Linked DNA regions of Homo sapiens: region 2 is linked to region 1. Evidence: read pairs that join two places in POLR2A ChIA-PET (ENCODE). Cell type or tissue: PC-3. All regions are shown on one strand. Links, peaks and the distances in the headings refer to the core of each region. The heading gives the core; the rest is flanking DNA. Region 1 holds the start of KHDC1 (KH domain containing 1). Region 2 holds the start of KHDC3L (KH domain containing 3 like, subcortical maternal complex member).

Region 1 (15,682 bases), core at 1-5,000:
AAAACCCGTGTTTCTTTTCTTTCTATAAGTTTAAAATGTCCCCAAATCAATTAACAATAGAGGAAAGTCACACGATCTGTTTTAATTTTTCTCTTTATACTGCTATCTCCTGTTTCCCCTGTTTTTACACTTCTTTGCAGCTCACTTTCCTTATCTGTAAGATATTCTTAGGATGAACTTAGTAAGAAATGTGCAAGATCTAGATGAAGACCCACCAGATAGGATGCTCTCTTGCAGACACGCAACTCACTGACTCAACCAATGAGGAAATTATCCCACAAAGCAGATAATCCTAATGGAGGGCAGAATTCAGGACTGAGCATCTCAGTGATGCCGCCGGGAACCCAGGCTTCTCTGTCCCTTCACCGGACTAACCGAGTTCGAGACCACAGGGGGGTCAGGTAGCCAAGGCTGGGCTTTGACGGTAGGAATGAAGGAGGTGAGGGTGGCGCGCCGCAGGCCTGGGCCACTCCCTGAGTAGGGCGGCGGCGGCGGCGGCGGCGGCGGCGGCAGCGGCGGCAGCGGCTGCAGGCCTGGCCGATTGTGAGGAGACAGCGGTACCTCCTGGGCCGCGCACCCGACCCTTCCAGGGGTCCCGGCTCGCGCCGCGGCCGCGCGAGGCGCGCTCGAGCGGAAGTGGCGGCGACCCCGCCGGAAGCGCGCGGCTGCGGCGCGGGAAGCAACCCAGAGCCCTCCTCCCGCCTGCTCTGTGTAGGAGACAGCCTGCGGAGCCCACTGCCGGCGCGCAGAGAGCCCAGCAGCTCTTGAGTCCAGGAAGCAAGGGTGGGAGGAGGGACGAGCCAGTGGCAATGACCCAGACCCGGACGACCCCCATTGCTGAGCCAGCGGAGCTGCTTGGTGAGTGGCCTCCAGGCGGCATCTCTTGCTCTCAGCCCGGAGGGGGTTTTGGGGACCCAGGCTGTGGGGCTGCCTCTTCCCATGCCTTCAGTTCACCCCGATATGGGGTGAAAAACCCTAGAGACCCTCGGGTGTCGGTCCACCAAGGGAGGTCCAGACTCCCCAGGAATGTTGCCTGGGGAGGGGTGTCGCGGTGGGGGGGGGGGTGACCCAGGCCCACCCTCTGCAGGGCACTTAAAATGCTCCACATCCCCAGTGGATGCCTCCTGTCACGCATCACACCGTGGTGTATTTGAGATCCCATCTGCCACTTGGGCTGGAGGGAAATGAATGTTTTTGGGTTTCTTGTCATTGCTTCCTGCGGATTCCATTTTACTCCTGTTCGTTTATGGCCTCAAACATGAATTTGAAGAATTTTGCCCTCCCTGGCAGTATTGGGAAGAAGATTCTTTTGTTCAAGTCCGTTTGGACAATTAGATGGGAGTATTAACAAAAGGTCGGGCTGGGCACAGTGGCTCACACCTGTAATCCCAACACTTTGGGAGGCCAAAGAGCAAGGATCGCTTGAGCCCAGGAGTTCGAAACCAGCTGGGGCAACAGAGGGAGAACTTGTCTCTACAAAAAATTTAAAAATCAGCTGGGCATGGTGGTGCACGCCTGTAGCCCAAGCTATATGGGAAGCTGAGGTGGGAGGATTGCTTGAGCCCGAGAGTTTGAGGCTGCTGTGAGCTGAGATCACGCCACTGCATTCCAGCCTGGGCAACAAAGCAAGACCCTGTCTGAGGTCAACTCTGCCCCCAGGAAGGTATGGGACCTTGCAATCTTATCTAGGTTGCGTCTTTTTCATTGAAATCACGAAATCATTAAGGTAAGTAGGGAAGGGTCAAGATAGCTAAGATGAGTGAGGGGACACAGACACCAATAAAAGTTCTAACTTTGAGGACTCCTCCAGTATTCTTTTCATCCTAAAGCTTCTGGCCTATCAGCTAGTTCAGACACAGCCTAGGAGTCTCAAGCCAGTACAGGAACAAGGAGGCAGGTTGCCCTCTTGGGGCAAAGCTGTGGCCCCACCCTTGATGAAGAACGCCTGTAGGAACCCAGGACCTGTGAGCAGGTAGAGTCCTGAAGGTTTAAGATTCTGTGGAGCAGGTATGTGCAGTGCCAGTGCGCAACCAGCAACTGATGGACAGGAATAGGTAGAGCTGCTCTGAGTGCATTCCTTTGGCAAGCCTGGGCCAGAGGCACACAGGAAGGAATTAGTCATGTGGTATCATAGGCCAGGTGTGGAAGCAAATGAGCCAGAGTGGAACCAGGACCAGCCAGGGCCAAGGCAGGGAGAAGAGTTCCTCTAGCTGACATTGACAGGAAAGCAGAGTCAAAAACCTGGAATGGTTTGCTTCAAAGACTGGATGCTGCCTAATGACCTCGAAGGCCAGTGATACCTGGACTCTTGAGTGAGCAAGGCAGATTTTGGAATGAGCACACAACTTCAAGTAAGCCCGGAGATGATTACCTGTAGTTTCTGCTGCTCTTAGAGGCAGAATCATCTGAGAACTGATTGAGGAGTGCATGTATACCCCAGAGACTAGTGCACTCTAGGATAAAAGGAGTCATTCAGCCCTTACTTTTGGTTGGATGCAGGGTGTAGTTTCAATAAAATGTCACAGAACAAATTTCTAAGACCTTTAGGTTGAGTGAGTGTTAGAGTTTGTCTAGTAGTATATTTCTCATCAGTTACCTATTTAGCTGTTCTGCATAGGCCTTTGAGATAAGGAAATAAGTAAGATAAATTCTCCCCAGAAACCGCAAAACAATTATAATGTTGAGAGAAGAATGAAGTAGTAACTCTGTCTGTACTGAAGAAGGAATTCGGTGTACAGAAAAGAGGTCACTGCCTGAGGTCGGGAGTTTAAGATCAGCCTGGCCAACATGGTGAAACCCCATCTCTACAAAAATACAGAAATTAGTCGGGCATGATGGTGGGTGCCTGTAATCCCAGCTACTCGGGAGGCTGAGGCAGGAGAATTGCTAGAACCTGGGAGGTGGAAGTTGCAGTGAGCCAAGACTGTGCCATTGCACTCTGGCCTGGGCAACTGAGCGAGACTCCGTCTCAAAAAAAAAAAAAAAAAAAAAAAAGTAACGTGACTGGTCACTGTGAGCTGGATTGGAGGAAGGTGGGAATGGAGACTAAGGGCTCTTGCTGAGAGGAGTTTGAGTAAGCCTTTTTCAGGTTCTCTTGTCTTTAGCATTTAAATCCTGGACTTTATAAGTAGACTGACAGTTGTGGCATCAACACAACTAAAAGGCAGGGTTACCCTCTTAGAGTACACTTGGAAAATCAGTCTGAAATGAAAGAAACTTTCTTGGTGAAGTGGAAGTGGAAGTTTTGGTTGGGTGCAGTGGCTCATACCTGTAATCCTAACATTTTGGGAGGCAAAGGTGGGAGGATTGCTTGAGACCAGGAGTTTGAGACCAGCCTGGGCAACATGGCGAGATCCCTTTTCTTTTTCTTTTTTTTGGGGGGAGACGAGGTCTGGCTTTGTTACCCAGGCTAAAGTGCAGTGCAATGGCATTCTAACACTCACCCAACCTAAGGGTCTTAGTATCCATACAAAAAGCATTGACAAAAAGCATGCCATATGTTAAGATCAAGGTTTATCTTTGGGTGTTGAGTGCAACACTTGTTATAAGAAGCAAAATAAACTTAGAAGCAAAGGAGTGGATGAGGATCTGTCTTGGGGGAAAATCCAAAGATTAGTTGTGATCAGAGTATAGTACCTTTTGGCCTGACTTATATAACAAACTCTGCAATATGTTAAAACCTTTAATGAAAACAAGGGAGATGTTGGACTCTAATGTCACTCTTAATAATGAAATAACCAACATTTGTTGAGCTTTTTACTACATACCACAGGTGTTCTTCTAAGCTTTTTACTTTCATTAGCTCAATAGTCTTTGCCTTATCATATAATAGGCACTACTGCATGGATATATGTTGTCATTTACTGAGGAAGCAGTTATCAAGAGCCCAGACAATAAGCTGAGAAATCTGAGTTGACTTTAAAGTCCTCCTGTGTTTCAACAAGGGTGCCAAGACCATTCGATGGAGGAGGGACAGTCTTTTCAAAAAATGGTACTTGGAAAGCTGGATACCCACATACAAAAGAATGTTGTTGGCCTCCTTACCTTATACCAGATACAGAACTTAAAGTGGATCAAAGACCTAAATGTAAAACTGTTAGAAGAAAACACAGGGCAAAAGCTTCATGATGTTAGATTTGGCAATGATTTCTCAGATATGACTCCAAAAGCATATGCAACAACAACAAAAAAGATGAATTGGATTTCATCAAAATTATAAACTTTTGTGCATCAAGGAACATGAAGAAGAATGAAAAGACAACCCACAGAATGAGAAAAAAATATTTGCAAATCATGTATCTGATAAGAGATTAATATACAGGATAACAACCCAATTGAAACATAAAGTAGCCAAGTGCATTGGCACACACTTATAGTCCCTACTATTCAGGAGGCTGAGGCAGGAGGATTGCTGAGCCCAGAAGTTCGAGACCAGCGTGGGCAACATTGCAAGGCCCTATCTCAAACAATAAATTATAAGCAAAGGACTTAAATAGACATTTCTCCAAAGACGATATACAAATGGCCAATAAGAACATGAAAAGATGTTCAACATCACTAGTCATTAGGGAAATGCAGATCAAAACCACAATGAGATACCAGTTCATACCCATTAGAATGGCTGTCATCAAAAAAATGGGGCCAAGCACAGTGGCTTACGCCTGTAATCCCAGCACTCTAGGAGGCCAAGGCAGGTGGATCACCTAAGGTCAGGAGTTCAAGACCAGCCTGGCCAACATGGCAAAACCCCATCTCTACTAAAAAAAATGCAAAAATTAGCTGGTTGTGGTGGCAGGCGCCTGTAGTCCCAGCTACTTGGGAGGCTGAGGCACGAGAATTGCTTGAACCTGGGAGATAGAGGTTGGAGTGAGCTGAGATCACGCCACTGCACTCCAGACTGGGTGACAGAGGAAGACTCCATCTCAAAAAAAAGAAAAAAGAAAAGAAAAAATGGAAAAGACAAAATTGTTGGCAAAGATATTGAGAAATTTGAACCCTTGTTATTACTGGTAGGAATATAAAATGGTGCAGCCACTGTGGAAAACAGTTTAATTTGTCCTCAGAAAGTTAGAGAATTACCTTATGACCCAGCAATTCCATTTTTAGGTATATATTCAAAAGAATTGAAAGCAGAGACTGAAATAAGTGCAGATACTTGGATGCCAGTATTTATAATAGCATTATTCACAGTGGCCAAAATGTGGAACCAACCCAAGAATTGATGAGCAGATGAATGGATAAACAAAATATGATTTAGACATACAACGGAATATTATTCAGCCTTTTTTTTTTTCTGAGATGGAGTTTCGTTCTTGTTGCCCAGCCTGGAGTGCGATGGCACAATCTCAGCTCACTGCAACATCCGCCTCCTGGGTTCAAGCAATTCTCCTGCCTCAACCCCCCGAGTAGCTGGGATTACAGGCACACGCCACCATGCCCAGCTAATTTTGTATTTTTAGTAGAGACGGGGTTTTTCTCCATGTTGGTCATGTGTCCGGAATTGATGGGTTCTTGGTCTCACTGACTTCGAGAATGAAGCGCGGACCCTCACGGTGAGTGTTACAGCTCTTAAGGTGGCACATCTGGAGTTTGTTCCTTCTTATGTTTGGATGTGTTCGGAGTTTCTTCCTTCTGGTGGGTTCGTAGTCTCCCTGGCTCAGGACTGAAGCTGCAGACCTTCACGGTGAGTGTGTTACAGCTCTTAAGGCGGCGCATCTGGAGTTTTTCGTTCCTCCCAGTGGGCTCGTGGTCTCGCTGGCTTCAGGAGTGAAGCTGCAGACTTTCGCGGTGAGTGTTACAGCTCATAAAAGCAGTGTGGCCCCAAAGAGTAAGCAGCAGCAAGATTTATTGCAAAGAGCAAAGAACAAAGCTTCCACGGTGTGGAAGGGGACCCCAACGGGTTGCCGCTGCTGGCTCCGGAAGCCTGCTTTTATTCTCTTATCTGGCCCCACCCACGTCCTGCTGATTGGTAGGGCCAAGTGGTCTGTTTTGGACAGGGCGCTGAATGGTGCGTTTACAATCCCTGAGCTAGACATAAAGGTTCTCCGGGTCCCCACTAGATTAACCAGATACAGAGTGTGGATACAAAGGTTCTCCAAGGCCCCACCAGAGCAGCTAGATACAGAGTGTTGACTGGTGCACTCACAAACCCTGAGCTAGACACAGGGTGCTGATTGGTGTATTTACAATCCCTGAGCTAGATATAAAGACTCTCCACGTCCCCACTAGACTCAGGAGCCCAGCTGGCTTCGCCTAGTGGATCCTGCACCAGGGCTGCAGGTGGAGGTGCCTGCCAGTCCCGCGCCCTGCGGTCGCACTCCTCAGCCCTTGGGTAGTCGATGGGACTGGGCGCCATGGAGCAGGGGGTGGTGCTCGTCGGGGAGCTCAGGCAGCACAGGAGCCCGTGGAGTGGGTGGGCGGCTCAGGCATGGCGGGCTGCAGTTCCCGAGCCCTTGCCCCGTGGGAAGGCAGCTAAGGCTCGGTGAGAAATCGAGCCCAGCGCCGGTGGACTGGCACTGCTGGGGGACCCAGTACACCCTCCGCAGCCGCTGGCCCGGGTGCTAAGCCCCTCATTGCCCGGGGCCAGCAGGGCCGGCCGGCTGCTCCGAGTATGGGGCCACCAAGCCCATGCCCACCCGGAACTCCAGCTGGCCTGCAAGCACCGCGCACAGCCCCGGTTCCCGCTCGCGCCTCTCCCTCCACACCTCCCTGCAAGCTGAGGGAGCCGGCTCTGGCCTTGGCCAGCCCAGAAAGGGGCTCCCACAGTGCAGCGGTGGGCCGAAGGGCTCCTCAAGTGCCGCCAAAGTGGGAGCCCAGGCAGAGGAGGCGCGGACAGCGAGCGAGGGCTGTGAGGACTGCCAGCACGCTGTCACCTCTCAGTCAGGCGGGTCTCAAACTCCCAACCTCACGTGATCTGCCCGCCTGGGCCTCCCAAAGTGCTGGGATTACAGGCATGAGTCACTGTGCCCAGCCTGAATCTTTTTATGCTTATTGTTTGTGGATTTTGTTTCATTCTTACGAATGCCCTCCTTATTCCATGACTATAAAATATTTGCTAATGGTTTCCTGTGGTATGGTTTGAGTTTTCTTTTTTACATTTAAATGTTTGATGTTCCTGAGGTGTGATTCGATTTAGGTTGTTAGGTATAGTTCAAATGAATTTTTATTATTTTTATTATTTTACCTATTTAAGTCTAATTTTACTGTTTGTTGTTGTTGTTGTTGTTGGAGACAGAGCCTCACTCTGCCACCCAGGCTGGAGTGCAGTGGTGTGATCATAGCTCACTGCAGCCTCAAATTCCTGGACTCCAGTTATCTTCCCACCTCAGTCTCCTGAGCAGCTGGGACTACAGGCATGGACCACTATGCCTGGCCAATTTTTTAATTGTTTTTATTTTTGTGGAGACAAGGTCTCACCATCTTGCCCAGGCTGATCTCAAGCTCCTTGGCTCAAGTGATCCTCCCTCCTTGGCCTCCCAAAGTGCTGGGATTACAGGTGTGACCTATTGCACCTGGCCTCAAATGGGTTTTTAATAGGTTATAACCTGTTTATTCCAATGGTAATTCAATCCTTGATTGAGTAATCCGCCTTTTCCACAGTAATCTGAATTGTACCCTTTATTAAATATTAAATTTCTATGCATATATGTGGGTGTATTTTTGGTTTTCTGTTCTATTTCATTGATTGGTCTTTTCATGCATTAATAAAACTGCAGCCTTTTATTTATTGAAGTATTGTACTATTTAGTACGCAGATAGGACTAAGCCTTTTTCATGCCTGTTTTTTGTAGAGTTTGTAGTTTAGGAATCATTTTAAAATTTTTACATGGTTTAACCCAGGAGGCAGAGGTTGCAGTGAGCTGAGATTTTGCGACTACACTCCAACCTGGGCAACAGAGCGGGACTCCATTCCAAAAAAATAAGAAAAACAGAAAAATAATAATTACATCTGCAAAGACCTTATTTCCAGGTAAGTCCACATTCACAAGTATCAGGAATTAGAACTTGGACATATCTTTTTGAGGTATTCAATTTAACCCACTACACCCAGTTGACAATATATATCAACACCCTCTTCACTTAGTGTCCTGAAGGAATTGATCCTATAGTGGAAAAGTTTTTGTTTCTATTTTTTCTTTTTTTTTTTTCTGAAATCGAGTTTTGCTCTTGTCGCCCAGGCTAGAGTGCAGTGGCGTGATCTCAGCTCACTGCAACCTCCACCTCCCAGGTTCAAGTGATTCTCCTGCCTCAGCCTCCCGAGTAGCTGGGACTACAGGCGCGTGCCACCACGCCTGGCTAATTTTTTGTATTTTTAGTAGAGACGGGGTTTTACCATCTTGGCCAGGCTGGTCTCGATCTCCTGACCTCATGATCCACCCACATCGGCCTCTCAAAGTGCTGGGATTACAAGCGTGAGCCACCGCGCCCGGCCTGTTGCTCTTTTTCTTTGTACATTCTGTTAATATTTTCATCGTTAATTAGTAAATGATGGCAGTGTTTTTCAGACTGCAAGTTGTCACCCATTAGAGAATGGTGAAATTAGCTTAGTCGGTCACAATCAATACCCTTTATAATATAAAAGAATGTAGCAAAGTCTATTAATTTCTTTTTGAAATATATAGACATGATGTAAAATGTTTTGGTTTTTTTTTGTTGTTGTTGTTGGGGGGGACAGAATCTCACTCTGACGCCCAGGCTGGAGTGCAGTGGCACAATCTCAGCTCACTGCAACCACCTCCGCCCTCTGGGTCCAAGTGATTTTCTGCCTCAGCCTCCTCAGTAGCTGGGATTACAGGCACCCGTCACCACACCTGGCTAATTTTGTATTTTTAGTAGACACAGGGTTTCACTATGTTGGCCAGGCTGGTCTTGAACTCCTGACCTCGTGATCCACCTGCCTTGGCCTCCCAAAGTGCTGGGATTACAGGCGTAATCCACCGTGCCTGGTGTAAAATATATTTTTTATTATGAGTCTAAGTCAAAAAAGCATAAGAAACATGTATGATGCATTCCTACCTTGTAATAATGAATAGCCATTAAGAAGACTGAGGTTAGGCTGGGTGCAGTGGCTCACACCTGTAATCTCAGCACTATGGGAGGCCGAGGTGGGTGGATCACCTGAGGTCAGGAGTTCAAGACCAGCCTGGCCAACATGGTGAAACCCCTTCTCTACTAAAACTACAAGAATTAGCCAGGCATGGCCGCGCATGCCTGTAATCCCAGCTACTAGGGGGTGCTGAGGCAGGAGGATCGCTTGAACCTGGGAGGCAGATGTTGCAGTGAGCTGAGATCGTGCCACTGCACTCCAGCCTGGGCAACAGAGTGAGACTCCATCTCAAAAAAAAATAAGAAGACTGAGGTTGATCAGTATGTACTGACAGATGGGGATGTCCTTGGTACATATGGATGTGGACTGAAAAATCAACTCTTTATAGTGTAATCCCATTTAAAAAAAAAGGTTACAAATTGTGCTTTTCTATGAGTAGTGTTGACTGTCAACACCAGACAACACTACTCATAGAAAAGCACAATTTGTCTCTAAAGGTCCACCAGAAAAAACTTTTGATCATGCAAACCTAAGTTTATTAGAATTCCTACACCATCATTTTTGTTTGTTTGTTTTTGAGACGGAGTCTTGCTCTGTCGCCCACGCTGGAGTGCAGTGGAGCGATCTCGGCTCACTGCAATCTCTGCCTCCCAGGTTCAAGCTATTCTCCTGCCTCACTCCCAAGTAGCTGGGACTACAGGCACCTGCCACCACGTCGGGGTTTCACCATGTTGTCTAAGCTGGTCTCGAACTGCTGACCTTGTGATCCGCCCACCCACCCTGGCCTCCCAAAGTGCTGGGATTACAGGCGTGAGCCACCGCGCCCAGCCCTCCTACACCATCTTGACAGAACCTTAGTACAATCTCAGAAGGAAAAAGCCAGGTAGAAGGCCAGACGTGGTGGCTCACACCCGTAATCCCAGCGCTTTGGGAGGCTGAGGTGGGCATATCACTTCAGATCGGAGTTCCAGACCAGCCTAGCCAACATGGTAAGACCCTGTCTCTACTAAAAATACAAAAAGTTAGCCAGGTTTGGTGGCGGGTGCCTGTAATCCCAGTTACTCAGGAGGCTAAGGCAGGAGAATCGCTTGAACCCAGAAGGCAGAGGTTGCAGTGAGCCGAGATGGCACCACTGCACTCCAGCCTGGGTGACAGAGCAAGACTCCATCCCGGGGGGGAAAAGAAAAAAACAGGGAGAGATCTTTATATTTTAGGGCCTGGGCTGGATAATTTTTTCTTTTCTTTTCTTTTCTTTTTCTTTTTTTTTTTTTGGAGATGGAGTCTCACTCTGTCACCCAGGCTGGAGTGCAATGGGGTGATCTTGGCTCACTGCAACCTCCACCTCCCAGGTTCAAGTGATTCTCCTGCCTCAGCCTCCCAAGTAGCTGGCATTATAGGCACGTGCCACCACGCCTGGCTAATTTTTGTATTTTTAGTAGAGATGGGGTTTCACCATGTTGGCCAGGCTGGTGGCGAACTCTTGACCTCAGGTGATCCGCCCACCTCGGCCTCCCAAAGTGCTGGGATTACAGGCGTGAGCCACCGCGCCCAGCTTTTTTGTTTGTTTGTTTGTTTGTTTTTGAGACGGAGTCTCTCTCTGTTGCCCAGGCTGGAGTGCAATGGCGTGATCTCGGCTCACTGCAACCTTCGCCTCCTGGGTTCAAGCAATTCTCCTGTCTCAGCCTCCCAAGTAGCTGGGATTACAGGCACGTGCCACAACGCCCAGCTAATTTTTGTATTTTCAGTAGAGATAGGGTTTCACCATGTTGGCCAGGCTGGTCTCGAACTCCTGACCTGAAGTGATCCCCCCGCCTCGGCCTCCCAAAGTGCTGGAATTATAGGCATGAGCAACCACTCCCAGCCTAAAATTGACATTTTAAAATGTTATTTTATTTATTCATTTTAAAATAATAGTAATAAGCCAGGCACGGGCCGGGCGCAGTGGCTCACGCCTGTAGTCCCAGCACTTTGGGAGGCCAAGGTAAGCAGATCATGAGGTCAGGAGATCGAGACCATCCTGGCTAACACGGTGAAACCCCGTCTCTACTAAAAATACAAAAAATTAGCCGGGCGTGGTGGCAGGCGCCTGTAGTCCCAGCAACTCGGGAGGCTGAGGAGGCAGGAGAATGGCGTGAACCCGGGAGGTGGAGCTTGCAGTGAGCCGAGATCACGCCACTGCCCTCCAGACTGGGCAACAGGGTAATACTCTGTCTTAGAAAAAATAAAAAAATAAGCCAGGCACAATGGTTCACACCTATAATCCTAACACTTTGGGAGGCAAAGGTGGGAGGATCACTTGAAGCCAAGAGTGGAGACCAGCCTGAGCAACCTAATGAAACTGCATCTCCATAAAAAATAAAAAGTTAACCAGGTGTGGTGGCACATACCTGTAGTCCCAGCTACTTGGGAAGATTGCTTGAATTTCGGGAGTTTGAGGCTACAGTGAAATACAATGGAGCCACTGCATACCAGCCTGGGTGACAGAGTGAGACCCTTTCTCTAAAAAAACAAAATGACAATAATAGCCACTACATGTTATAACATTTTTATTAAATCAATTTTTATCCAATATTAACATAACATTACATTTTTAATGAAAAATAACTATTTGCCAAAACAAAAAAGAATGGCATCATTCTACATTTTTGCAAATATGTATAGCGGGGCTCATTAGGCAATTGCCTGGACTCTCATCCCAGTCCACTTCTATTTATTAGCTGGTTAGCATTGCAGCAATCATCCTCATTCTAATGTATCCATTGTCCATTGCTGAGAGAAAGAAATGTATGAACTCTACCTAATGTTGGTGAGCAGTGTGCCTTATATGGTTTGGCTCTGTGTCCCCACCCAGATCTCACCTTGAATTGTAATAATCCCCACATGTAAAGGGCAAGACCAGGTGGAAGTAATCGGATCATGGGGGCAGTTTCCCCCATGCTGTTCTCGTGATGAGTGACTCTCACGACATCTGATGGTTTTATAAGCGTCTGGCATTTCCCCTACTGGCGCTCATTCATTCTCCTACCACCTTGTGAAAAGGTGCCTTCCGCCATGATTGTAAGTTTCCTGAGGTCTCCGCAGCAATGTGGAACTGTGAGTCAATTAAACCTCTTTTCTTTGTAAGGTACCCAGTCTCGTGTAGCAGCATAACAGACTAATACAGTGCCTTTGATAATTTTATAACATTTATTATTGGGAAACAACTGGAGCAAAGAAGGCCTGTACTCCAACACAGGTTCATGCACCCTACCATGCGAGCGCCACCTGGACTGGCTGGAGATGGGATCTGTGCACTGCTGAGGCCTTGTACTGGCTAGCCAGGATCTGAGGGAGCCAATTAGCGGGTGCCCCTGGAGGAGGTGGAGCTTACAGAAGGAACTAACCTGGCACCATGGGCCAATCTAGAGCAGTCTTGTCCTGTCCCCAGTCCACAAGGGATTCTCTCTAATTTCAGATCCCAGTCTGAGGCCGGGTGCAGTGGCTCATGCCTGTAATCCCAACACTTTGGGAGGCCCAGGCGGGCAGATCACCTGAGGTTGGGAATTTGAGACCAGCCTGACCAACATGGAGAAACCCCGTCCCTACTAAAAATACAAAAAGCTGGGCATGGTGGCGCATACCTATAATCCCAGCTACTCGGGAGGCTGAGGCAGGAGAATCACTTGAACCCAGGAGGTGAAGGTTGTGGTCAGCCAAGATCGCACCACTGCACTCCAGCCTGGGCAACAAGAGCGAAACTCTGTCTTAAAAACAAAACAACAAAAAAACAAAAACAGATCCCAGTCTGTTTGCAGGCAGTGGCACCCAGCCTGGTTGCAACCCTGTGCGGGGTGACACGGCTCTATGGGAAGTGTGTCCATCCCGGAAAGGGACTCCTTTTGCATACTTGCCTCACTGGTGCAGGTTTAGGCACATTCTGAAACCATCAGTGCTTTACTTGGTGGCTGGTCACCTGGAAAAGATATTTGGTAAGTGTCCTGGTGTCTTTACCACTGCGCTACACTTTTGACTCCCCTGGCTCACCCTAAACCACCCGCCTGAAACCTAAGGCAGAATCTAGTGTCCTGCAGGCCAGCATCCCAGTGACATCTTTCCCCTCTCCCCCCAATCCCCTCCCAGCCTTGCCCCATTTGGTAAAACTTCAACCTTCCTTTCTACACAGGCTCAAGCAGAGTCTTCCTCCTGGTGTTCCAGAAGGAGTTCAAGGTCCTGCTCCATATGGGACAGCTAGATTCTGAGGGCAATGTTGAGATCCTCATCTCCAGAAGGTGCTGGTGCCAGAAATATGACAAAAGGCTGATTGACGGGCCAGGCGCGGTGGCTCACGCCTGTATTCCCAGCACTTTGGGAGGCCAAGGCGGGTGGATCATGAGGTCAAGAGTTCGAGACCATCCTGGCCAATATGGTGAAACCCTGTCTCTACTAAAAATACAAAAAATTAGCTGGGCGTGGTGGCACGCATCTGTAGTCCCAACTACTTGGGAGGCTGAGGCAGGAGAATTGCTTGAACCGGGAGGAGGAGGTTGCAGTGAGCAGAGATCGTGCCACTGCTCTCCAGCCTGGGCGGCAGACTGAGTGAGATTCTGTCTAAAAAAAAAGAGGCCTGGTGTGGCGGCTCAGGCCTGTAATCCTAGCACTTTGGGAGGCTGAGGCAGGTGGATTGCCTGAGGTCAAGAGGTCAGGACCAGCCTGTCCAACATGGTGAAACCCCATCTCTACTAAAAATGCAAAAATTAGCCAGATGTGGTGGCACATGCTTGTAATCCCAGCTACTTCGGAGGCTGAGGCAGGAGAATCGCTTGAACCCAGAGTGTGGAAGTTGCAGTGAACCAAGATCATGCCACTTCACTCCAACCTGGGCGAAAGAGCAAAACTTCATCTCAAAAAAAGAAAAGTATTTAAAAAAAAAAAAACTAGCCAGGCTTTGTAGCATGTGCCTGTTGCCCCTTCTAATTGGAAGGCTGAGGTGGGAAGATCACTTGAGCTTGGGAGGTTAAGGCTGCAGTGAGCAGTGGTTGCACCACCTCACTCCAACCTGGGGTCAGAAGGAGACCCTATCTCAAAAAAAACAACTTTGTAAACTGTGATCCACACCTCAGTGCAGTGGGATAAAACTGTCCAGTAGCCTTGGCCTCCGAGGCCCTGTCTGAATCCTCCTTTTTTGCACCTGTAGCTAAAGGGCAGCAAGTGTTTTCTGTACTCTATATTCACTTTTAGACAAGTCACTTTTAGAGACTTGTTTAAAGATTCAAAATGAGTTATAATAAAAAATAAATGTAAAATATACCTAGCAATTGGTATCGATTGACAAGAAAGCTTTCTTTGCTTGTTCCCACATGAAGAAAAAAGGTGAAGAATTACAAAAGGTTGGTTCAGCTTTTCAATTTTTTTGTGTTAAGTGGGTGTAGCTAGGATAATTAATGTCCCAGGGAACTTTTGTAAATAAGGAAGAACATTCCTGTTTATTCTTTCATTAATGCTAGTTTTGAAAAAATAGGCTCTATAAATTAAGTTTTCATGTGTTGAAACATTGACAAATTGATTCCATTCTCCTTAACTGTTAGTTAAAAAGAACAAGTCTGGTCGGGCACGGTGGCTCACACCTGTAATTCAAGACTGGGAAGTGGAGGCAGGCGGATCACCTGAGGTCAGGAGTTCCAGACCAGCCTACCCAACATGGTGAAACCCCATCTCTACTAAAAATACAAAAATTAGCCAGGCATGTTGGCATGCGCCTATAATCCCAGCTACTCAGGAGGCTGAGGCAGGAGAATCGCCTGAACCCAGGAGGCAGAGGTTGCAGTGAGCCAAGATTGTGCCATTGCACTCCAGCCTGGGTGACAGAGCAAGACTCTGTCTCCAAAAAAAACAGAACAAGTCTGTCATGTTTCTTTATCATGATTTTCAGTAGCTTAAATGACAAAACACATTATCAGTTAGTATAAAACTTTAAAATATCGCTTGGGCCAAGCGCAATTGCTTATATCTGTAATCCCAGCACTTTGGGAGACCGAGGCAGGAAGATTGCTTGAGTCCAGGAGTTCAAAACAAGCCTAGGCAGTATAGTGAGACCTTGTCTCTATAAAAAAAACTTAAAAATTAGCCAGGCATGTTGGCATGTACCTATATAGTCCCACCTACAGAGGTAGCAGTAGGTGGGACAGAGGCAAGAGGATCACTTGGGCCTGGATTCAGGCTGCAGTGAGCCATGATCACACCAGCCACTGTGCTATAGTCTGTATGATGGAGATCGTGTCTCAAAAAAAAAAAAAAATCACTAAATTAGCATTTGGTATATGTCAGGTTTTATGGTTTTTACTGTTTGTGAAGTTAAATATCTTTTTATACCTTTGTCAAACATTTGTGTTTCTTTTGTAGATGCTTTCTCTCTCTCTCTCTCGGGTGTTTTTTTTTTTTTTTTTTTTTGAAATGGAGTCTTGCTCTGTCACCCAGCTGGAGTGCGGTGGTGCGATCTCAGCTCACTGCGACCTCCGCCTCCCGGGTTCAAGCGATTCTCCTGCCTTAGCCTCCTGAGTAGCTAGGATTACAAGCACAAGCCACCACGCCTGGCCAATTTTTTTTTTTTTTTTTTGTACTTTTAGTTTCACCGCCACATTGGCCAGGCTGGTCTCAAAC
Region 2 (14,098 bases), core at 1-5,000, 95 kb after region 1:
TGAAGACTTGAGTTATTTCAACAAATTATTTGAAGAAAAAGTTTTATTTATTTATTTATTTATTTATTTATTTATTTGTTTGTTTTTGAGACAATGTCTCACTTTGTTATCCAGGTTGAGTACAGTGTGGTGATCTCGGCTCACTGCAGCTTTGGCCTCCCTGGTTCAAGCGATTCTTCCACCTCAGTCTTCCAAGTAGCTGAGACCACAGGCATGCGCCACCATGCATGACTAATTTTTTAGTTTTTATGGAGATAGGCTCTCCCTATATTGCCCAGGCTGGTCTAGAACTCCTAGCCTCAAGCAATCGTCCAGCCTCAGCCTCCCAAAGTGCTGGGATTGCAGGTGTGAGCCACCACGCCCAGCCCTGGAGAAAATTTTTATAACCAAATGTTAAAGATCACTTCTGCTGTAGGTCTGGGTTGCAGCAAGTGTCTTAGAGGACATCTGGCCATTGCATGGGCTCTGCTTGCCACCCATCGGTACTTGCATTTCCAAATAATGACTTTTTAGAAAGGTGGAACACTTAAAAGCATATGCATTGCTTTTAAAAGCATATGCATTGCTTTTATCCAAAATTAATGTCAATGTTTATCATATTATAATGTTAGCAACAAGGCTGGTGAGTATATAGGTTGGTTCGACCTCGGAGGGATGCCATTTGGCAATACCTTATCAATTGGAAATTTACAGATCCTTTGACTCAGCAATTCTACATTTGAAATTTCATCCTATAGTTATACTCCCCCTTGTAAGAAATGACATGTAGAAGGATACTGATTTCAATAGCATTACTAGCACAAGTAAAAGATACCATACAAGGTAAATATTCACGAAGATTGGGAAAAAATACATATTAAAGAAATAAGGCTGGGTTCCGTGGCTCATGCCTGTAATCCCAACACTTTGGGAGGCTAAGGTGGGAGAATCGCTTGAGCCCAGGAGTTCGAGACCATCCTGGGCATATAGTGGCCATGTTGCAGGCACTGAGACATGATGAAACCCCATCTCTATTAAAAATACAAAAATTAGCTGGGCTTGGTGGCGGATGCCTGTAATCCCAGCTACTCGGGAGGCTGAGGCATGAGAATCGCTTGAACCCAGGAGGTGGAGGTTGCAGTGAGCCGATATTGCACCACTGCACTCCGGCCTGTTGACACAGCGAGACTCCATCTCAAAAAAAAAAAGACAAAAACAAAAACAAAAAAAGACCAGCCTGTCCTAAAAAAAAAAATTAAAACAAATTAGTTGTGATGGCACATGCCCGTGATCTTAGCTACTTAGGAAGCTGAGGTGGGAAGATCACTTGAACCCAGAAGTTGGAGGCTGCTGTGAACTATGATGGGTCACTGCACGCTAGCCTGGGTGACGGAGTGAGATGCTGTCTCATCAAAAATAAATAAATAAATAAATCCATTATCAATATCTAGAAAAACAAAACTTTGTCAAGAAAAGAAATCATAGTATATACAACTATGAATAGTTTACAAAGTCGTAATAGTGCGAACACTGAATATTGATCTAACAAAATCATATCTCTGTTTTAAGATGATCTAGGTCTGATGCACATAGTTAAGTCCCAGCTTACCTGGGTTGGAAGAGGGTGAAAGATAGTGGTAGATATATAAATCCTAGCCTCCCAAAGTACTAGGATTACAGGCTTGAGCCACCGTGCCCCGTCGTTTTTTGTTTTTTTTTTTTTTGTTTGTGTGTGTGTGTTTTCTTTTTTCTTTTTCTTTTTCTTTTTTTGTTGAGAGGGAGTCTCGCACCGTCGCCCAGGATGGAGTGCAATGGCGCAGTCTGGGCACATCGCAACCTCCGCCTCCCAGGTTCAAGCGATTCTCCTGCCTCAGCCTGTCGAGTACCTGGGATTACAGGCGCCAGCCACCACGGCCAGCTAATTTTTGTGTTGTTAGTAGAAAGGGATTTCGCCATGTTAGTCAGGCTGCTCTCAAACTCCTGACCTCGTGATCCGCCTACCTCGGCCTCCCAAAGTGCTGGGATTATAGGTGTGAGCCACTGTGCCCGGACTTCTACGTCGTTTTTTGACATTTTTTATTTCTTTTTTTTTTTTTTCCGAGACAGAGTCTTGCTCTGTCCTCCAGGCTGGAGTGCAATGGCACGATCTTGGCTCACTGCAACCTCTGCCTCCCGGGTTCAAGCAATTCTCCTGCCTCAGTCTCCCGAGTAGCTGGGATTACAGGCCCCTGCCACCACATCTCGCTAATTTTTGTATTTTTAGTAGAGATGGGGTTTCACCATGTTGGCCAGGCTGGTCTTGAACTCCTAACCTCAGGTGATACGCCCGCCTTGGCCTCCCAAATTGCTGGGATTACATGTGTAAGCCACCACGCCCGGCCTGTTTTTTGACTTTTTTTTTTTTTTTTGAGACGGAGTCTCACTCTGTCACCCAGGCTGGCGAGCAGTGGCTCAATCTCAGCTCACTGCAACCTCCACCCTCTAAGTTCAAGCAATTCTCCCGCCTCAGTCTCCCAAGTAGCTGGGATTACAGGCACCTGCCACTGCGCCCGGCTAATTTTTGTATTTTTAGTACAGATGGGGTTTCACCATGTTGGCCAGGCTGGTCTTTAACTCCTGACCTTGTGATCCACCCGTCTCAGCCTCCCAAAGTGCTGGGATTACAGGCATGAGCCACCATGCCCGCCCTGTTTTTTGAGTTTTTAATAAAAGTCATTGTGACTGGTGTATGATGGTATATCGGTGTGATTTTAATTTGCATTCCTCTTCTGATTAGTGATGCGGAGCATTTTTTCATGTGTTTGTAGGCTGCCTGTATTTCTTCTTTTGAGAAATATCTCTTCATGCTCCTTGCCCAGTTTTGTTTGTTTGTTTTGTGGAGACAGTCTCGCTCTATCCAGCAGGCTGCAGTTCAGTAGCCTGATATCGGCTCATTGCAACCTCCGCCTCAGGAGTTCAAGCGATTCTCATGCCTCAGCTTCCTGAGTAGCTGGGATTACAGGTGCCCGTCACCATGCCCGGCTAATTTTTGTATTTTTAATAGAGACAGGATTTCGCCATGTTGGCCAGGCTGGTCTAGAACTCCTGGCGTGAGCCACTGTGCCCGGCTTTGCCCCATTTTTAATGGTTTTTTTTTTTCTTGTTGTTTTGCAAAGTACTTTAATCATCTCAATTAGCAAGTAAGAATTTCCCAACTACTAAATCATTCCTACATATGAAATATATTCAGCCGGTTGGGCATGGTCTGAATATATACATTCGGCCTATTAATGTGGCAAACCTGAAGTTCTCTTCAGTGTTTCAATACTGAATAAAAATAAATTATAAATTATAATTTGTCTTATAGCAACACATCTAAAACAGTTATTATTATTATTATTTTTGAGACAGGGTCTCACTCTGTCACCCAGGGGGGAGTGCAGAGGCACCATCACTGCTTACTGTAGACTCAGCCTCTCTGGGATCAAGGGATTGTCCCACCTCAGCCTTCCGAGTAGCTGGGACTACAGGTGCGTGCCACCTAGTCCAGCTAATTTTTGTATTTTTTGTAGGGATAGGGTTTTATCATTTTGCCCAGGCCAGAAGGATTGCTTGAGACCAGCTTGGGCAACATAACGAACCCTTGTCAGAAAGGGAAGGGGAAAAGAAAGGAAAGGAAAAGGGAAAGGAAAAAAGAAAGGAAGGAAGAAAGAGACAAATATAATTGTGTTATTTAGAGAACAGAGGCATCACTGGGCATGGTGTCGGGAGCTTGTAGTCCCAGCTACTGGGGGAGCTGAGGAGGGAGGATCTCTTGAGCCCAGGAGATGGAGGCTGCAGTGAGCTATAATCACACCACCGCCCCCTAGCCTGGGTGACACAGAGAGACCCTGCAGCAAATTTTAAAAATTAAAAATAAAAAAGAGAATAGAGATGTCAAAAATTTTCAAGGAATCTCATCTTGTGTCCAAACCACGAGAACTATCTGTGGTTAGGTGTGTTCATGGCTGCATTAATTAAAAGCGTGCTATAGTCCCACTACTGGGGAGGCTAAAGAGGGAGGATTTTTTTGAGCCCTGGAGTTCGAAGCCAACCTGGGCAACATAGCCAGGCCCCATAACTTTTTTTCTATCCATTTTTTTTTTTTACTATGCAAATCTCACTACACAGACCCTATAACAGAAAAAAAAAAGAAAAAGAAAGAAAAAAGGCGGGCGCTTATTCTGCTCTGTACTCAGCAGTCTCAGGCAAGTGACAGAATAATCTGAAAACCTGGTCCAGAGGGAGGAAACGTAGTGGCCAGGGATCAGAAGCGCGTGAGGGACCTATGAAGTATTCATTCTGCAAGTATTAGTTCTTTCCTCTGGGAGAGATACTGGGCTTGCCCACGCCTTCCTGAGTCCATGGTTAAGACTCCCGCTGGGCACCAGCGGATTCCTGGTGCCCAGAGCCCGGTTCCTCCTACCGGGTGCGCTGGGAAAAGGGCTGCTCCTGACAGAAGGGACACTCTAAGAGCAGCCCAGGAACCGGTGCACTTGGGCGGCCTCGGAAGAAGCCGGGGCTCCTGGAGGCGGAGGCGAGGCCTGGGACCCAATAAGAAGGGCGCGGCTAGAGAGGAGGGGCTGGCCAAAAGCCCTTGAAATAAGGCCCAGGCAGAACCGCGGTTCTAGTCTCCCAGCTCCAGCTCGGCCTTTGGGTTTGCTGTGGTGTCCTTGTCTCCTGCAGGACCGGCCGCAGCATGGACGCTCCCAGGCGGTTTCCGACGCTCGTGCAACTGATGCAGCCAAAAGCAATGCCAGTGGAGGTGCTCGGTCACCTCCCTAAGCGGTTCTCCTGGTTCCACTCTGAGTTCCTGAAGAATCCGAAGGTAGTTCGCCTTGAGGTTTGGCTGGTGGAAAAGATCTTCGGTGAGTGGACCAAGAAGGGGCAGCCCCCATGCGGCTTCTTTCTGCCACCCATACCCACAGCCCACATATTCTGGCTGCGTTCCAGGGCGATCCTCACCAGTAGCCAATGCCCTCTGGCTGTCTCCTCCTTCCACCTTCCCCTCCCAAGACCCCCGGGAGCCACCGGTCCCTCACAGCCTCTCTGCTACCCGCGCAGGCCGGGGCGGAGAACGCATCCCGCACGTCCAGGGTATGTCCCAAATCTTGATTCACGTGAATCGATTGGACCCTAACGGCGAGGCTGAGATCTTGGTATTTGGGAGGCCTTCTTACCAGGAGGACACAATCAAGATGATCATGAACCTGGCTGACTATCACCGCCAGCTCCAGGCGAAAGGTACGGGGCTGGGAATAGGGCTACCTGGAGCAAACCCTGGCTCCGTAGGAGTGATCCTGGGGTTTCCTGGCTGCTGGGGCGGCAGTCTCGCCCTCCCAGTCGGCCTGCGGTTGGTGGGTGGGGGAGGGGGCGGTTCTCGCTGCCACGGATCCAGAAGGCCAAATTGAACCCTCGTTCTGGGATTTCTGGCTCCTACTCCCGCAGGCCGCTTGGGTGACTGTCCTTTTTTGGAGAGGATATAGAGACACAGCTGTGGCCTCTGCACACTGCTCTTCTTCCAGGCTCAGGAAAGGCCCTCGCCCAGGATGTCGCCACTCAGAAGGCCGAGACCCAGCGGTCTTCAATAGAAGTCCGGGAGGCCGGGACGCAGCGTTCGGTGGAGGTCCGGGAGGCCGGGACCCAGCGTTCGGTGGAAGTCCAGGAGGTCGGGACACAGGGTTCTCCGGTGGAGGTGCAGGAGGCCGGGACCCAGCAGTCTCTCCAGGCTGCCAACAAGTCGGGGACCCAGCGATCCCCCGAAGCTGCCAGCAAGGCAGTGACCCAGCGGTTTCGCGAGGATGCCCGGGACCCAGTTACTAGATTATGAAGGCATCTCAGGCCCTGGAGCCAGAGCCAGTCAGGGGTTAAAGTGAAAGCCCGTATTTCCGCCCAGAAGCTGGGGTTGGGGAGAGGATGTGGATTTTTTGTTTTACCCTTTCTGTTGCATGGTTGCAAACACAAACTTGAGTTCTAATAAAGAATTGCAAAGTGGAAGCCCGCCCCCCGCCTCCCCCCCGCCTCACTTAAGTCCAGGAAGCTGGGGTGGCGAGGAAGGATGATGTGGATTGTTTTTGTTTTACACCTTCTGTTGAATGGTTGCCAACACAAACTTGAGTTCTAATAAATAATTGCATTTCCCTAACGTCTGTATTTTGGAAGGTAGAGGGGAGGGAAAGGCGCATTCCTCCAACAGCCCAGTTCTGCCCTGCGCAGCCCTCTACCTCGAGGCAGGTGGGGCCTGTGGTTCCTAGCCGCCCGAGGTGGCCATCTTCCCCGGCTGTGGTCCGGTGTGCCCCTTGTACTCCTTAACCGCGCGCATCTGGCTTTAACAGGTGAGAAGCCTCTCTGGCCCACTAGGAAATCTCTCCAAGCCCGCTGTCGTTCTACTCAAGGTGACTTGGGATGAGAAAACTGGGTCGCTTGGGGGCCAGCTGGATTTGGAAGGCCCTGGGTGTATTGCTACTCTGTCACAGAACACTTTCTCAGCTGGGGAAAATGACATCGGGGAAGGGGGAAACGAAGAGACCCGAGCTGCACTCTTGGGCTGCACTGTTGCAGTCTTCAGGTCTTGCTTGGGTCACCCACCTTCCACGAAGGTCGTGGACACCAGCAAGATACAGGCATCGGCTACTCTTTCCTCAGTTACTATGGCAGCGAGAAGCCCCAGCAGAGAACACTTTGGCTTCCCTAGGGTCACAGCTTTGGTCAGGGCGCTGGGATGCAGGTCCCTGAGCCTGCGAATTAATCTAGAAGGATGCAAGCCAACAGCTGGGTGCTAGGATTAAACAATAGCACGCAGTAATTCTATAATTAGGATTTTTTTTTTTTTTTTTTTTTTTTTTAACCAACCAAGAATCACTGGTAATCTTCATTTTATTTTGGAGACAGAATCTCTCTCTGTGGCCCAGGCTGGAGTGCAACGGCTCGATCTCGCCTCAACACAACCTCTGCCTCCTGGGTTCAAACGATTCTCCTGCCTCAGCCTCCCGAGTAGCTGGGACTACAGGCCCGCGCCACCACGCCCAGCTAATTTTTGTGTTTTTAGTAGAGAAGGGGCTTCACTATGTTGGCCAGGCTGATCTGACTTCAGGTGATCCACCCGCCTGGGTCTCCGAAAGTGCTGGGATTACAGGCATGAGCCACCACGCCCGGCCAATCACTAGTAATTTTTAAAAGTTCAAAGCTAACTTTAAATATAAGGTGAATGTCTATCAGACTCTTTTTGTCACCGCTAATTATCACTCCAGTTTAAAATAATCATGTATCTTACAATAAGGGAATTACCACATAAAGCTGAATTTACAATAACTTATTAGCAACTTTTAACCGCTAATCATTTTATTAAAATAGTTGACTAATTTTAGAAGAACTTTAGAACACTTTAAATTCAAAATCAACACAAAATCAGTTTCAAATGAGGCTACATCAGAGCAGAGCTAAAACTTAATGTGTATGTTGTCTTTCTCTGTGTAATACCCACCTTACCAGAATGTCAGGTTCTCTCCTTTACAAGCTGTTTTCACTGTCCTTGCCCAAACTCAGTGTTACCAATCTATTTTATGTTCATGTGTAACTTTTCTACTTTTTCTGATATCTACCCCCATTTTAATTAAGTAGCTTTATAGACTGTTTTAATATTTAAGAGGGCAAGTCTACTCTTTTTTTTTTTTTTTTTTTTTTGAGATGGAGTCTCACTCTGTCACCCAGGCTGGAATGCAACGGCATTCCACTGCAACCTCCACCTCCTGGGTTTAAGCAATTCTCCTGCCTCAGCCTCCCGAGCAGCTGGAATTACAGGCGCCCACCACCACACCTGGCTGATTTTTTTTATTTGTAGTAGAGACTGGGTTTCACTATGTTGGCCAGGCTGGTCAACACCTGTCTCAGCCTCCCAAAGTGCTGGGAATACAGGCCTGAGCCACCATGTCCGGCCCTCACAACCTTTTCAACTCATATCCAAAATATCTATGAACATCTTTCCCGGAACTGACACTTTAAGTTTCACCTATTCATATGGCTGCTTCTTTCTCTAAACACCCAGTAAATGGAAACTCTATATCATGCTGGAATTATAGATGCCATCAAGCCAAGCCAGCTGCCCAGCATGGAGGAACAGGAGAGGTTGCCCTATGCCAAGAGTCTTGAGAGTCAAAGATTTCAAATATTGCCCAAATATAGTCATATTCTGAGGTACTGGGGATTAGGACTTCAATATATGTTAATGTGTACAAAGGATGGAAGGAGTTTAGGATCATACAGTATTTTTGGAAAAATTAGAATAAGTTTTAAGCTTACCCCTTTTTCCCCAATAACAAAATATTTAATGGGCCAGGTGCAGTGGCTTATGCCTGTAATCCCACCACTTTGGAAGGCCAAGGCAGGTGGATCAGTTGAGGGCACGAGTTCGAGACCAGAATGGCCATTCTCTACTAAAAATACAAAAATTAGCCAGGCATGGTGGCAGGTGCCTGTAATCCCAGCTACTCGGGAGGCTGAGGCAAGAGAATCGCTTGAACCCGGGAGGCAGAGGTTTCGGTGAGCCGAGATTGCACCATTGCACTCCAGCCTGGGTGACAGAGTGAGACTGTCTCAACAAAAACCCAAAATGTTCAATGGTTTTATAAAAATTCCACCAGGGGTCAGGCACGGTGGCTCACGCCTGTAATACCAGCACTTTGGGAGGCTGAGGCAGGTGGATCACGAGGTCAGGAAACCGAGACCATCCTGGCTAACATGGTGAAACCCCATCTCTACTAAAAATACAAAAAATTAGCTGGGCGTGGTGGCACGCACCTGTAATCCCAGCTACTCAGGAGGCTGAGGCAAGAGAATCGTTTGAACCTGGGAGACGGAGGTTGCAGTAAGCCAAGATCGTGCAACTGCACTCCAGCCTGGGTGACAAAGCGAGACTCTGTCTCAAAAAATAAAATAAAATAAATAAATAAAAATAAAAATCCCACCAGGGCCAGGTGCAGTGGCTCACGCCTCTAATCCCACCACTTTGGGAGGCCAAGGCAGGAGAATCACCTGAGGTCAGGAGTTTGAGACCACCCTTGCAACATAGTGAAATCCCGTCTCTACTAAAAATACGAAAATTAGCCAGGTGTGTTGGCACATGCCAGTAATCCCAGATACTTGGGAGGCTGAGGCAGAAGAATTGCTTGAATACGGGAGGCGGAGGTTGTAGTGAGCCGAGATCACACCACTGCACTCCAGCCTGGGTAACAGAGCGAGACTCCATCTCAAAAATAAATAAAAATAAACAATAAAAATCTCACCAGGAAAGCTGGGCACGGTGGCTCACGCCTGTAATCCCAGCACTTTGGGAGGCTGAGGTGGACGGATCACGAGGTCAGGAGATGGAGACCATCCTGGCTAACACAATGAAACCCCGTCTCTACTAAAATACAAAAAAAAAATTAGCCGGGCATGGTGGCGGGCGCCTGCAGTCCCAGCTACTCGGGAGGCTGAGGCAGGAGAATGGGGTGAACCTGGGAGGCGGAGCGTACAGTGAGCCGAGATTGCGCCACTGCACCCCAGCCTGGGGGACAGAGCGACTCCATCTCAAAAAAAAAAAAAAAAAAAAAAAGGAATGAATAAAGAAAAATGTAAAACTGAAACAAAGAAAATATTCAACATCACCTCTAATCAAAAAAGCACAATTAAAGAGACTTGTGAGTTTAAAACGCTTGCAAAAGGCTAGAATACTTTATTGCCAAGGAGTGAATAAATTCCATGAGTCAAACCAATCCAAACTGTGCTTGAACCCACAGGGCTTTTGGCACCTTTCGCCCCAAAAATTCTACTTCCAGAAAGTGGGGCGGCAAGGATAGGAGCTGTTTTGCAGAGATTGGTAATTTCAGTACAACACGTAGTGGAAAAACAACCTGGCCCATGCCGGACACCCGTGCAGCCTCGCCTTGTAGAAAAAGGTAGACAGCCGGCTCCAAGGCAGGGCGCCATCCACGAGCCAAGGTGCCTGGGAACCCTGCTCTTCCGTGGTAAATCGAAAACTACCATTAATGAACGCTGACCGCCCAGGCTTGCTTCTTGCAACGTCATCCTCTGCCCAATGGATGCCCCACTCCAGGAAAACGCACAGCTGGTGCTCTTCGGGGGATCAATTACCAGCTTCAAAGTGAGAGCCTCAGATAAGCTGCTTTAGTAGTATGTGTGAGCTCATCAGAAATGAAATTTTAAGCCCCACCCCAAAAGTACTGAATCAGAATTCTCTGGAGAAGGAGCCAAGGAAATTGTGTTTTAACAAGCTCCCAAGGTGATTTCTTACAAGCTTTAAAGTTTGAGGACCAATTATGTAAAAACAAAACAGATCACCATTTGTGAGGTTATCTGCCCCTGCATATCCGCTCCCTGTGGGTGAGGGCCTCTCTCTGACCAGAAAATCATAAAAGGATTAGGAGTTTCAAAATGATGGGAATTCAGGAAAAAAAAACAAAAACAAAAACCTACAAAACTATCACCTGCCCACCCTTCATATCAAAACATGAGTGGGAGTCAATCTTTTATAAATTTGCTTTATTATAAGTGTGTGAAGATCTTAATGCTTTTGGCAAAATAGCCATTTCTTTATTAGAATAGTTCAAACTCACTCTTGCAACAAAATAAACCACAATCCATCAAGACACAGGAAAAAGGAATACGGGGATTTAAGAATGCTATACTTGCTTTTCTTCAACTTTAGCAGCAAAAGTTAGAAAGTTAAGATGTTCCCAACAGTAACTATGTTGTCTTAAGCAACAGGATCCTGGGGAGAGTGGGGGTCTGATGCATGGGCCTTCAAGTTCTTCTCAAGGTGTTTCATCTTCTCAGCTGGAAGAGAAGCAGTTGATACTAACCATGGACAGGGACAAGTGTTTGCTGTTTCGAACTACTCCGTGACTGGGAGTTGGGGAGGAGAGAAAGATCTGCGATAGTGCTGTAACCCAGGTGAGGCTGACTTGGGCAGTGATGGGTCTGAATCTATCAGATCTCTGCTGACTTTCCCAAGGTCCTACCCCAGGATCCCCTCCCAACAAACTTCGTACAGCTAGCTCCCTGGGGTCTGGAAACCAAGAAATTTTGAGAAGGTTAAGGGAGGATGGAAGGAAACCGAGCAAGGCCAGTATGGTCACTCGTGGCTTCCTCCACATGCAGGTTCTCAAAGACCCTCACCTCGGGCACGATGTTCTCGGTGAAACCATGCCAGGCACAGGAGCATGCTCTTCACCCGATTCTGTACACGGGGCCGCCCGAAAACGGTGATTTCGACTAGGTTCCCTGAGTCCACTATGTCCACTGTCAGCAGGGCCTGGCTCGTCCACTCCATTTCTGGAATTATGGCTCGGTCTGGGCCTAAACAAGTAAGGAAAAACTCTGAGGGGCTGCACGGTGGCAGGTTAGAAGCTGGATTTGAAGGGAATGTTGGCCAGGGAAGGGAAGAACTGGAAGGTGGGCATCACTGCAACACTCCTGGCTTGCGAATCTGGGAAAGAGACTGTAGAGAGCTGCTCTGCCAAGCCTCTCTCAGACTGGAGGTGGACAGCCCACTAGCACACCTGGGGTCGCTCACCAAAGAGCTCGTCTGCCAGCCATGCCTCTAGGTAGAACACCAAAGGGTCTCTCAGTTCCTGCACCGGAAACCACCAGGGCCGGATGCGAATCTGTGGCGGCGGAAGTGGTAACCTACGCAGCTGCTCCAGGGAGTGGGCCGGAGTCTGTTTGCCCCGCTGGGACTCAGCGGCACCAGCATCATCGACCATACTGGGACCAGCAGCCGCGGAGCGCGCTCGAGGCGGCTTTCGCAAGACCTCTTCCAGACCCAGGCGCGAAGCTCGGGCTCTCTTTTACCATATTCGACCCGCTCCGCCCCTTCCGGCGGCGCCTCGCACCGCGTCGGGGTGAGCGGGTGCAAGCGACGCCCCGGCATAGCGGCACCATTGGACACTTCCTGCGCTGCTTCAATCGCCGGGATTGCCTCTTTGACCTTGAACTAGTATTCATTTGGCCTCCTGTTGGGTCTCCAATGCTCTCCTTCGTCATCTCTGCTCGTAAGGTATGCTTAGCCTGAAAGTCCTCTGCCCACCTTATAGCTGATTAACAGTGTGAGTTTGAATTGACGACTCTATTAATAGACTGGGAATCACCTTTGCTGGCTAGGTTAAGGTTTCATCGTTGCCTCCCAAAGATAGGTATATCGGACCCAGGGCAGGCTTGTTCAATGTGTCAGTTTTCTCTGTTCTGCTCCCTGTTGTTATCTTCTGACTCTCCGGATGGTTACCATTTTTAAATCATTCAAGCAAGTGTGTCATGTTTTAAACAACACGTCAGAGGTGGTCTTATAGAACATGTAGCAAGTTAGACAATTTTCCTTTATTTCCAGTATCCTAAGACAACCATTATCGATGGACATTTTTTCCCAATGTTTGTAATTTTAATTAAAAATTTGGATTATGAAAGGTTTCACACATCCAAAAAAGTAATATAACACGGCCATGTACCCTCCCCGAGTTTAACAGATGTTGACATTTCCCCACATTTGCCTCACTCCTCTGTTTTTAAAACAGATATTACTCAAGCATCTTTCCTTTCCTTCTCCAGAGGAAATCATCCTGAAGCTAGTGTGTATATATCATCCCCATGCATGTCCTTACACATTTTCTACTATATTTGTAGAAATATTGTTTGGTTGTTTCAGAATAGTATCTGCTGAATATACTATTTCGTTCTTACAATTAACTATGTGTTTGTTTTAAAACTTCTATTTTTCTGAGATAGGTCTCACTCTCTTGCCTAGGCTGGAATGCAGTGGCACGATCTCGGTTCACTGAAGCCTCGACCTCCCAGGCCTAAGCGACCCTCCCATCTCAGCCTCCTGAGTAGCTGAGACCACAGGCACCTGCCACCACACCCAGCTATTTTCCAGCTCTTTTTGTTGTTGTTGTTGTTTGTCTGTTTGTAGAGACAGGGTCCCACTATGTTGCCAGGCTGGTTTTGAACTCCTAGGCTCAAGCAGTCCTCTCACTTTGGCCTCCCAAAGTGCTGGGATTACAGGCGTGAGCCACCACAGCCAGCATAGAAGAAAAAACTCAAAATAGTGAAAAGCATGTTCCAGACTCCACATGATCATCTAGGACTGTGTGGAGGTTCCAGTTTTCTGCCCCTGATCCCACCCCCTCTCACCCTCAATGGTTTCTGAGAAAACTTGACTATCAGGTGTGCAGGGCATACTTACAGGAAAACAAGATTTAGCTATGGCTCTGATGCAATAAACATTTAAAACCTTAACCTGGCCAGGCAAGGTGGCTCATGCCTATAATCCCAGCACTTCGGGAGGCCAAGGCAGGAGGATCACTTGAGGTCAGGAGTTTGAGACCAGCCTGACCAACATGGAGAAAACCGGTCTCTACTAAAAATACAAAAATTAGATGGGTGTGGGCCAGACACGGTCACTCATGCCTGTAATCCCAGCACTTTGGGAGGCTGAGGCGGGCAGATCACCTGAGGTCGGGAGTTCGAGACCAGCCTGACCAACATGGAGAAACCTAGTCTGTACTAAAAATACAAAAGATTAGCCGGACATGGTGGTGCATGCCTATAATCCCAGCTACTCAGGAGGCTGAGGCAGGAGAATCACTTGAACCCAGGAGGCGGAGGTTGTCGTGAGCCAAGATCACACCATTGCACTCCAGCCTGGACAACAAGAGCAAAACTCTGTCTCAAAAATAAAAAAAAATAAAAATAAAAAAATTTGGCCAGTGTGTGGTGGTTACCTGCAATCCCAGCTACTCGAAAGGATGAGGCAGGAGAATTGCTTGAACCCCAGAGGCAGAGGTTGCAGTGAGCCAAAATGGCACCACTACACTCCAGCCTGGGCTACAGAGTGAGACTCCATCTCAAAAAACAAACAAAAACCCCTTAACCTAATCAAGGCCAGATATTGTGGCTCGTGCCTGTAATCCCAGCCCTTTAGGAGGTGGAGGCTAGCAGATCGCTTAAGCCAAGGGGTTTGAGGGTGCAGTGAGCCATGATCACACCACTGCACTCCTGCTTGGGTGACAGAGCGAGACCCTAAAAATAAACCTAAAAAAATTAAAGCCTT

Evidence for each region. ChIA-PET counts read pairs that join two places held together with the same protein. Peaks named below come from ENCODE experiments on the same cell type or tissue, not always from the same donor. Only the 100,000 strongest peaks of a DNase experiment are listed, where the experiment ranks them.
Region 2: POLR2A ChIA-PET joins it to region 1 with 19 read pairs; 3 of 35 experiments call an interaction of 5 or more read pairs at or near these places.

Annotation. Positions count from the first base shown.
Region 1 is chr6:73,262,559-73,278,240 of GRCh38, forward strand. KHDC1 (KH domain containing 1) reads right to left here and starts at 638. Exons shown (of 4, transcript NM_030568.5): 1 at 216-638. The region is part of intron 2 of LOC122539213 (KHDC1-KHDC1L); the gene reads right to left. It overlaps C6orf147 (chromosome 6 open reading frame 147), which reads right to left. Exons shown (of 5, transcript NR_027005.4): 4 at 12,856-12,998; 5 at 11,576-12,601. It also overlaps the pseudogene KHDC1-AS1. RefSeq lists a silencer at 482-751 and an enhancer at 6,016-6,592. In PC-3, for the core only: no CTCF peak of the experiment used is centred there; a DNase peak (open chromatin) is centred at 2,103; H3K4me3 peaks cover 1,171 bases.
Region 2 is chr6:73,358,034-73,372,131 of GRCh38, forward strand. It overlaps KHDC3L (KH domain containing 3 like, subcortical maternal complex member), which reads left to right and starts at 4,625. Exons shown (of 3, transcript NM_001017361.3): 1 at 4,625-4,865; 2 at 5,062-5,241; 3 at 5,523-6,138. The coding sequence starts at 4,697. The coding sequence ends at 5,827. OOEP (oocyte expressed protein) reads right to left here and starts at 11,864. Exons shown (of 3, transcript NM_001080507.3): 1 at 11,570-11,864; 2 at 11,173-11,352; 3 at 10,522-10,830. The coding sequence starts at 11,759. The coding sequence ends at 10,751. OOEP-AS1 (OOEP antisense RNA 1) reads left to right here and starts at 11,671. Exons shown (of 2, transcript NR_174946.1): 1 at 11,671-12,052. In PC-3, for the core only: no CTCF peak of the experiment used is centred there; no DNase peak of the experiment used is centred there.